Linked DNA regions of Homo sapiens: regions 2 and 3 are each linked to region 1. Evidence: chromatin contacts called from ENCODE Hi-C or POLR2A ChIA-PET data. All regions are on one chromosome and are shown on one strand. The core of a region is the stretch at or near the end of the contact, and the rest is flanking DNA. Distances in the headings are between cores, read along the strand shown. Region 1 holds the start of SMG6 (SMG6 nonsense mediated mRNA decay factor). Region 2 holds the start of CRK (CRK proto-oncogene, adaptor protein). Region 3 holds the start of RILP (Rab interacting lysosomal protein).

Region 1 (2,637 bases), core at 101-2,600:
GGAGGCTGAGGTAGGAGAATGGCGTGAACCCGGGAGGCGGAGGTTGCAGTGAGCAGAGATCGCGCCACTGCACTCCAGCCTGGGCGACAGAGCTAGACTCCGTCTCAAAAAATAATAATAACAACAATAAAAAAGTTTTTAATCCTAGTATTGCTCTCTAAATATAAATGGAAACAAGCCCAAAACAGGAATCATATGCTCCAGCAAGTACATTTACTGTTTGTAGGTGTAAGGAAAAGGGGAAGAAAAGAGACTGAGGTTTTGGATAGTGCTTCACTATTTTCATAAGTTTAAAAGGTAGGTTCATGAAGTATCCACAAAGATAAAGCAGTTTAACCCAAGAATAGCTCACCCTCGGCAGTCTGTAACTTGGTGGGGGGCGGGGGGATGGGGAAAGCTATTCCTACTACTTTCTAGAGCAGCGGGAGAAAATAGCCTTAATAATCCAATTATGTTAATCAACAAAAACCAATTTCACAGACTGGCCGCAAACCTAGAGAAGGCACCTATCACAGCTACCATTCTACACAACTCTATTGCCTAACGCAGGAGAGGTGAGACACTTAGAATCTTTCTTACTTTCCTGACGTGGCTGGAGACTTGAAATTAACTTGCAAATTGAGCATTCTCTCTAATAAAAACTGCTCCCACACATGCCAGGGCCAAACCCGAGTAGTCTGAGGTCCCGGATCCCTCCAGTGGCGCAGCTTTCGGAAGCCTGTCTTGGGGGGGAAAAGTTCAGCAACGAAGTCGCAGGCTCTTAAACCTTTCTCCCCAATTCCTTCTCTCCGACGTTAAAGCGGTGGCCGGGGCAGGCCCGCGGAGGGCGGCCTGGAGAGCGATACGCCCGGGGCCTCCACCAGACCCCACTCCTTTCCGCGTCTCCCGATGCCTGGGAATCCGGGGCGGGTCTGAGAGGGCTGGGGCAAAAGGAACAGTCACCTTCGCGGCGAGAAAGAGGGTGGAGGCAGGAATTCGGGCCAGGCTCTCCCGGAGCTGGCCAGGACTGGCCGAGCCCGACCCCGCACTAACCCGCGAGAGAGGTAGGGCAGCGAGGGTCCGCCGCGGCCCCAGCGCCTACTGCTGGGGGAAGGGGCGGGGGCTCCGGAGCCGAGGGCCGAGCGGGGAGGAGGCAGAGGAGGAGGAGAGGGAGGCGGGGCGGGCAGGCCCGGCCCAGGAGCTGGGCGGCGCGACTCACCTCTGCTCCCGGCCTGCGGGGCCAGAGTAGCCAGGATCCCGCGCAGCTCCGACGCGGAGATCCGCACACGCTCCAGCCCTTCCGCCATCTTCGCGGCTGCTGCTACAGCCGTAGCGGCTCCGCCACCGCCGCGCGCAGCCAGGAAACCACCACAGACGGGCGGCGCGCGCGCTCGCCCACCTCCCGGCCTTTCCCCGCCCCCTGCCGCCCTCCCTTTCCGAACGACGGTGGCCGCGCTGGGAGGAAAAGCGCCCGCCGCCGGTTCCAGAGGGGCGGGACCGGAGCGAGAGCCTGGGTGGGGCGGGCGGGCGCTGCGCGTGCGCAGAGGTGCGGCCGGGGAGGCGCGCGGAGGCTGGAGCTGGAGGCGCGGCGCCGGTGAGCTGAGGTGAGGCGAGGCCGGGCCGTGCCAGGCCAGGCGGGCGTTTGCGGCGGTGGCTGCCGTTGCTGTTGTCGTGGACACCAAGGACACTGCTAGTCTGGGACTCGGGTTGACAGAGACACCCCTCAGCCTGGGCTCCTCTGGACACCTTAGGCCAGGCTCTCCCGCCACAGGCCCGGCCTAGCGCCGCGGGCCATTACTTGGGACCTTGAAGATCTGCTAAGAGTAGTTGTTACTATTCCCTTTTTTTTTTAGTTGGAGTCTCGCTCTGTTGGAGACTCCCGGGCTGGAGTGCAGTGGCGCGGTCTCGGCTCACTGCAACCTCTGCCTCCTGGATTCAAGCGATTCTCCTGCCTCAGCCTCCCTAGTAGCTGGGATTACAGGTGCACGCCACCAAGCCCGGCTAATTTTTGTATTTTTTGTAGAGACGGGGTTTCACTAGGCTGGTCTCGAACTCCTGACCTCAGGTGATCCACCCGCGTCGGCCTCCCAAAGTGCTGGGATTACAGGCGTGAGCCACCGCGCCCGGCCGCCCCCTGACTTTTAAAAACTAGATACGATATAGTTGGAATCGTGTGGAAGGAAGTACATCAGGAGGCATATAAGTCCATTTGGGACCTGTAATCCCGGCGACTCGGAACGCTGAGACGGGCGGATCGCTTGAACCCGGGAGGCGGAGACTGCAGTGAGCCGAGATCGCGCCACTGCACTCCAGCCCGGGAGTCTCCAACAGAGCGAGACTCCGCCTCAAAAAAAAAAAAAAGTCAATTTGGGAATTTCTGTGTCACTATGGATTCTTGAAAAAAATTACTGCTGTGGATCTCAGGTTGACTTTTTAATTTCCCATCTTTAAAATTGAACTATACCAGAAGGCTGGTACTTGAATCTTTTTTTGGAGAACTGTACAGAGGTGAAGCTCCCTTCCCCAAGGCCTCCTGCCTCCACCTGTTGCCCCTCCACAGCCCCATAGGCTTTTACCCCACACCCATCACAGAATAGTTACCAATTATTCCTTAGTCTGAGCCGAAGGGATTGCCACAACCTCTGACAGAACTCCTTC
Region 2 (2,637 bases), core at 87-2,586, 850 kb before region 1:
CTCCCTGGCAAGGAAAACCCAGCGCAGGTAATTTATGTTCTTGGCGTAGAGTCTGTTCCCAATATCCAGGAAGACTCAGCCCGCAGCCCCATCTTACTGAGCAAGGTGACGCCCTGAAGTACACACCGACAATGTTTAAGTCCAAGGAAAATGAAGTTCCAGTCACTTACAGGGAAGGGTCTGTTTCCATTGCCTCACTTCTGGTTTATTTTGTGGAATAAAATGTCTTTCCTCCACTAAACACTTTGAAAACCAGAACTCTCTAACGGCGGACAGTCTTCTGGACGCTTAGATCTCTTGCACATAGCCAGGCATCGCCTTAAACTGGGTTGGGCTGGTCACTGAAGGCTTTCTGCTACCACTATTTCTTCTAGCACTTAGTTCACCACCTTCGTCCTCCACGGGGGAAGAGAACGGTACAAAGATTTTGGAAAAATGCCCAAGAAAGGAAAAAATTGACCGGTTTCCTGAGGGTGTCTCCATCCCTCCCGGCCAGTATGTGGTGACTTCCTACCAAAGGCCACCAGGGGAGCACGGCCAAACCCGGCTCTCCAACACGGCAGGAAACGTTTCCAGCCTAAAAGCCACTTGTAGGATTATCGGATTCATTCTGGGCGCCGCTGCCAAGTGATGCCCCCGCAGTGCCAACATCTCCCTCAGCTCTTTGTCCCCACGTTGCCTTGCCCTGCCCTACCCTTGCGCCTGGCCCGGGAGCCAGCCCCACCCTGGGGCCGAAGCAGTTCCCCTTCCCCGCGGCTGCCCTCCCCAGGCACACCCCGGGGCCTCGGTCCGCGGCTCCTCCTCCCCCACACTCCTGCTCCCCGGGTGAGAGCGAGCCCGAGCAGCCGGCGGGCCCCTGCCACGGTCACCCAGCCCTCTGCCCACGACCCCCGAGGGTCCGCTCTCGAGGACCAGCCAGCCAGGCTGGGAGTTCCGCGGCCCTCACCCCGCCCAGGGCCCGCCGTCCCGTCAGTCCCTCACCGGGCGGAGGCTGGGCGGGCGACGGTGGCACCGGCGGGCGCGGGCCGCTGCTGTTGATGATGTAGTGGGAGACGCGCGAGTTCTCTGAGACGCTGAGCACATAGTCCCCGGGGCTGGTGCTCGAGTCCCGCACCAGGAACACCCCGTGCCGCTGGCCCTGCAGCAGCGCCACCGCCTCCTGCCGACTCAACCTCCCCCAGTACCAGCTACTCCGCTCCTCCGAGTCGAAGTTGCCCGCCATGGCTGCCTCCGCGCCTAAACGCTGGGGTGCCGCCGCCGCGCGCGCCCCTCCGGCCCCCGGCGCCCGCCGCCCAGCGGACCGGCTCCGGTTTCAGCTTCACAGCAGCGCCCGAAATGGCGGCGGCAGCCGCGGGCCTCCCCCTCCGGAAATGACGCGCTCCCTGCCCGAGGGAGGCTGCCGGGAAGGGGCCCGCGGCCCGCCATTGGGAGAAGGGCAAGGCGCCCTCGCGCGCGCACTGCGCATGCGGATTCATGGGCGGTGCCGCCCTTCCCGGGCCCGGGCTGCGGGGGATGGGAGGCGGGGTCTAGGGCCCGAGGGGCGGGGCCTCGCAGCCTCCCGCAGAGACGCGCGCCTGCGCTGCGGACAGAGCGGTGCTTCTCGTCTGGGCCCCGGTTCCTGGACGACCTGGGACTTCTAGGCAGCGACTCCCAGACAGAATTGGAGGAGAAAAGATGCGTGTGGCCCTGGGGCCTGAGTTCTCGGCCAGGCTTCCTGCGATATCAGTCTGTTTCTTTTTTCTTTTTCTTTTTGAGACGGAGTCTTGTTCTGTCGCCCACGCTGGAGTGCAATGGCGCGATCTCGGCTCACTGCTCCCGGGTTCAAGCGATTCTCCTGCGTCAGCCTCCCGAGTAGCTGAGACTACAGGCGTGAGCCACCGCGCCCGGCTGTTTTTTGTATTTTTAGTAGAGACGGGGGTTTCACCATGTCGGCCAGGATGGTCTCAATCTCCTGACCTCAGGTGATCCGCCCGCCTCGGCCTCCCAAAGTGCTGGGATTACAGGCGAGAAACATCGCGCCCGGCCACGTCGGTCCGTTTCTGCTCGTTCCTCTAGCTTCTCCACAGACCAGCTGACGTTCTCATTTTCATTGATTCACCTAGGACATTGTTGTTGACACTCCACTTGCACTGCGGGTGCAAAGGTTATCATGGCTGGGCCCTGCACTCCTCGAACTCACAGACCAGTGAGAGGAACCAGGAAACTGGATGACAAAAGGATGACAAATGCTGACAAACGCTATCATGGGAAACGGACATGAACACAGAGCAGAGCCCCCACAGCCAGTCTATGGAGTAATCCAGGAGGGCTTCCCAGAGGAGGCAGCATGTGTTGACTGCTGAATGACAAATGGGGAAGGACATTCTTTCTTTTTTTTTTTTTTTTTTTTTTGAGATGGAGTCTCGCTCTGTCGCCCAGGCTGGAGTGCCTGGGCGTGATCTCGGCTCACTGCAAGCTCCGCCTCCCGGGTTCACGCCATTCTCCTGCCTCAGCCTCCCGAGTTGCTGGGACTGCAGGCACCCGCCACCACGCCCGGCTAACTTTTTGTATTTTTAGTAGAGATGGGGTTTCACCGTGTTAGCCAGGCTGGTCTCGATCTCCTGACCTTGAGATCCGCCCACCTCGGCCTCCCAAAGT
Region 3 (2,637 bases), core at 138-2,637, 650 kb before region 1:
TGCTGCGCGGCCTCCGCCTTTGGAAGGACAGGCACAGTCAGAGGGTCGCCTCGGCTGGCGTTCCCCCGCCCCAGGGCCATCATGGGAATGCTAGAGGAAGTGACGGGCCGGGAGACTTGGGGGACAAGGGTGCCCTAACAGATAACAGAGCAGTGCTCCAGCTGAGAGCGGGGGCCGAGGCCGGCCGGGGGCGCAGATCTGTCTGCCACCTCCCCGCTTCCTGGCCGACCTGCTGTGCAGCATGCAAACCTTGCTTGAGTGCCCACCGAGGGCTGGACGCTGCGTCCTGGGCTGGGTCCTTGCCCTCATACGGCACTCACCGGGTCCTCAGGGTTCCCTGGGGCGCCTGCGCCGGCGGTCGCCCATTCGGGCTCCTGTCCGTGCTGGTGCCCGGGCCGCCCGGCCTGCCCCCGCGCTCGCTCTTTAGCCTGCGGAGTCGCGGCTTCGCCAGGCTGCTGGCGCTCCCTCTCGCGGTCCTGCGCGGCGCGCAGCTGGGTCTGCATGGCCGCCAGCTTGTGCCGCAGCTCAGCGTTCACCAGCAGGAGGCGCTGCAGCTGCTCCTGCAACTGGGAGCGGAGCAAAGGGTGGGGTGGGCGGGGCACCGAGGGCCCCCCGGAGCCCCGCCCAGCGCCTGCCTCGCTCCGCCCCCGCCCCCGGAGCCCCGCCCAGCGCCTGCCACGCTCCGCCCCCGCCCCGCCCCAGAGCCCCGCCCCGCCCTCACCGCCTCGGTCTCCTGGCCGCGCTGCCGCAGGTCGCGGTTGTGCGCCCGGAGTTCGTCCCGCTGTCGGTCCGTGACCTCCTTGAGCTGCCGCAGCAGCGCGCGCTCCTCTGAGGAAGGGGCGTTCTTAGCGGCGGCGGCGCGCGGCCCGCGGGAGGGAGGGGAGGACCCGAGCAGGTCGTCACCCGCCCTGCCCTGGCCGGGGCTGCGCTTACCCTGTGGCCCCGCGCGCAGCTCCCTGCGGAGGCGCTCGTTCTCCTCCCGCAGCCGCCGCAGCTCCTGCTCCGCCGGCTGCGCCGACACCTGCAGCTGGGGAGACCCGGGTCTCAGGCTTCGGCCCTGCCGGCCCCGTGGGTGGCGAAGGGAGGGCCATGACTCACCGAGTCCGGGGCGGGCCCCACGGCAGCCTGTTCCAAGAGCTCCAGCGCCCGCACCACTAGCGGCACCAGCCCGGCCGCCGCCTCCGGCCCGAAACGGCGCGCCAGATCCTGCAGCTCAGTGCCCAGGGCCCCGGCTAGATGGTACACAAGCTCCGCGGCCGATGCCGACCCCGCGGCCTCCCGAGACCCCCAGCCAGGCACCCCGGGCGCCGCCCTCCTGGGCTCCATGTCTCCCAGAGGCTTAGGGCTGCGACCCCCCCACCCCACCCTCCACTGGGACGGGGAAAAGCGAAACAGTTCCGCCCCAGGAAGCCGTTTAGGGCGGTGTGGGCGGGGTAGAAGCGATAAGGGTAGGGAGGAACGAGGAAGGGAGAAGGCGTGGGGTAGGGAGATAGTGCCCTAGGTCGCCTGGGCTCTGTCCTTTCCACCCCCAAGGTCACAGGAAACAAGACAGCCAACTTCCAGCCAGGCGTCCAAGAGCTGAGGTTCAGGGCTGCAAGTGGTCACTTGAGTGGAGCCCTCCCCACAGGCCCAATCCAGGCTCCGCCCGTTTGGAGTCATGGGGCCAACTTGGCAGTGGCCCGCTCCAGGCGAGAGGTGACAGGTAGGCAGCCGGTCTCTGGCCTCCGCCCGGCTGTACACAAACTGCCTGCCTGTGTGCTTGTTTTCCTGACCAGGACTGACACAGAAAGCTTAAAGGGCTGGGCTGGACACCGCAGCCGCTCAGCACAAGCCACAGAGTTCCTAGACCCGGGAAAGGGCAACTGCTCCCAAAACTGTGGAAAGGAGGCGAGAGCTTCCAAGTAGTTTTGTGGAAAAAGCAGCAAATGTGGTCAAGGCAGCGGAGTGTGAAAGCCCAGCCCTGCCTCAGGTCTCCACTGAGTCCAGGGGCTATCTACCCCAAAGCCCTGAATAGGAAGGGGGCCTCATACTCCCCCCTTCACAGCCGAGCCCAGCATCTTGCTGTGAACCGCTCCAGTCCAGCCTCCTGTTAGACCTAAATCCAGAATTTGAGTTTGGGGGGGAAAAAAAAAACAAACCAGCCCCTGAACTCCTATTTATACAAAATTTATTATTATATTTTATTCAGGATGACAAGCCATCAGGAGGTCAACAACACAAGCACAGACAGAGGGAAAGAGGCCAAACTGCTGAATGTCAGCGGCCTGTCTGGAGGGGCTGAGGCTTCGGCCTCGGGAGGCTGAAGCAGGAGGCAGGGAAACGGTCAGGCATACAGGTCCTCCCGATCCGCAGAGTAAACCTCCCCCTCCTGCAGGAGAGCAAAGTTGAGGAAGTGAGAGGGCCTGTGCACCTCGTGGTAGAACTCTTTGGGGTTCGCCAGCTGTAGCTCATATTTCATGTTGGGGTCATGCCGAACACCTTCGGGGAGAAGGAAACAGCCAATGTTAACAGGGCTCCTGCCTCATGCAGCCTGCGCCACCTCCAAGCCAGCCAGGCCCCAAGTGCAAAGGGCGATGGCCTCACCTTATCCCTACTGCTATCCCCACATCCCCAGGCTCCTCCCACTTACCCATGAAG

What was found. A loop is a pair of places that touch in the nucleus more often than their neighbours do. ChIA-PET counts read pairs that join two places held with the same protein, here RNA polymerase II (POLR2A). Pooled maps may share reads with other maps.
Region 2: a loop to region 1 is called in a pooled map, with 9 times the contacts of the local background. The contact joins the promoter of CRK here to the promoter of SMG6 in region 1. A Hi-C loop is called at or near these places in 5 of 50 pooled maps.
Region 3: a loop to region 1 is called in a map of CD8-positive, alpha-beta T cell, with 2.9 times the contacts of the local background. The contact joins the promoter of RILP here to the promoter of SMG6 in region 1. A Hi-C loop is called at or near these places in 3 of 168 maps with a recorded cell type or tissue (CD8-positive, alpha-beta T cell and naive thymus-derived CD4-positive, alpha-beta T cell), 1 of 37 single-sample maps with no recorded cell type and 10 of 50 pooled maps. POLR2A ChIA-PET finds 5 or more read pairs at or near these places in 1 of 52 experiments (activated B cell).

Annotation. Positions count from the first base shown.
Region 1 is chr17:2,302,435-2,305,071 of GRCh38, forward strand. It overlaps SMG6 (SMG6 nonsense mediated mRNA decay factor), which reads right to left and starts at 1,351. Exons shown (of 19, transcript NM_017575.5): 1 at 1,199-1,351. The coding sequence starts at 1,286. SRR (serine racemase) reads left to right here and starts at 1,516. Exons shown (of 8, transcript NM_021947.3): 1 at 1,516-1,583. RefSeq lists enhancers at 1-423, 753-1,479 and silencers at 981-1,190, 1,381-1,600.
Region 2 is chr17:1,454,896-1,457,532 of GRCh38, forward strand. CRK (CRK proto-oncogene, adaptor protein) reads right to left here and starts at 1,337. Exons shown (of 3, transcript NM_016823.4): 1 at 982-1,337. The coding sequence starts at 1,222. RefSeq lists an enhancer at 506-1,491 and silencers at 756-885, 996-1,055, 1,146-1,645.
Region 3 is chr17:1,648,479-1,651,115 of GRCh38, forward strand. It overlaps RILP (Rab interacting lysosomal protein), which reads right to left and starts at 1,388. Exons shown (of 8, transcript NM_031430.3): 1 at 1,099-1,388; 2 at 934-1,027; 3 at 722-828; 4 at 321-566; 5 at 1-17. The coding sequence starts at 1,326. It overlaps PRPF8 (pre-mRNA processing factor 8), which reads right to left. Exons shown (of 43, transcript NM_006445.4): 42 at 2,630-2,637; 43 at 2,151-2,478. The coding sequence ends at 2,324. RefSeq lists a silencer at 697-991 and an enhancer at 2,625-2,637.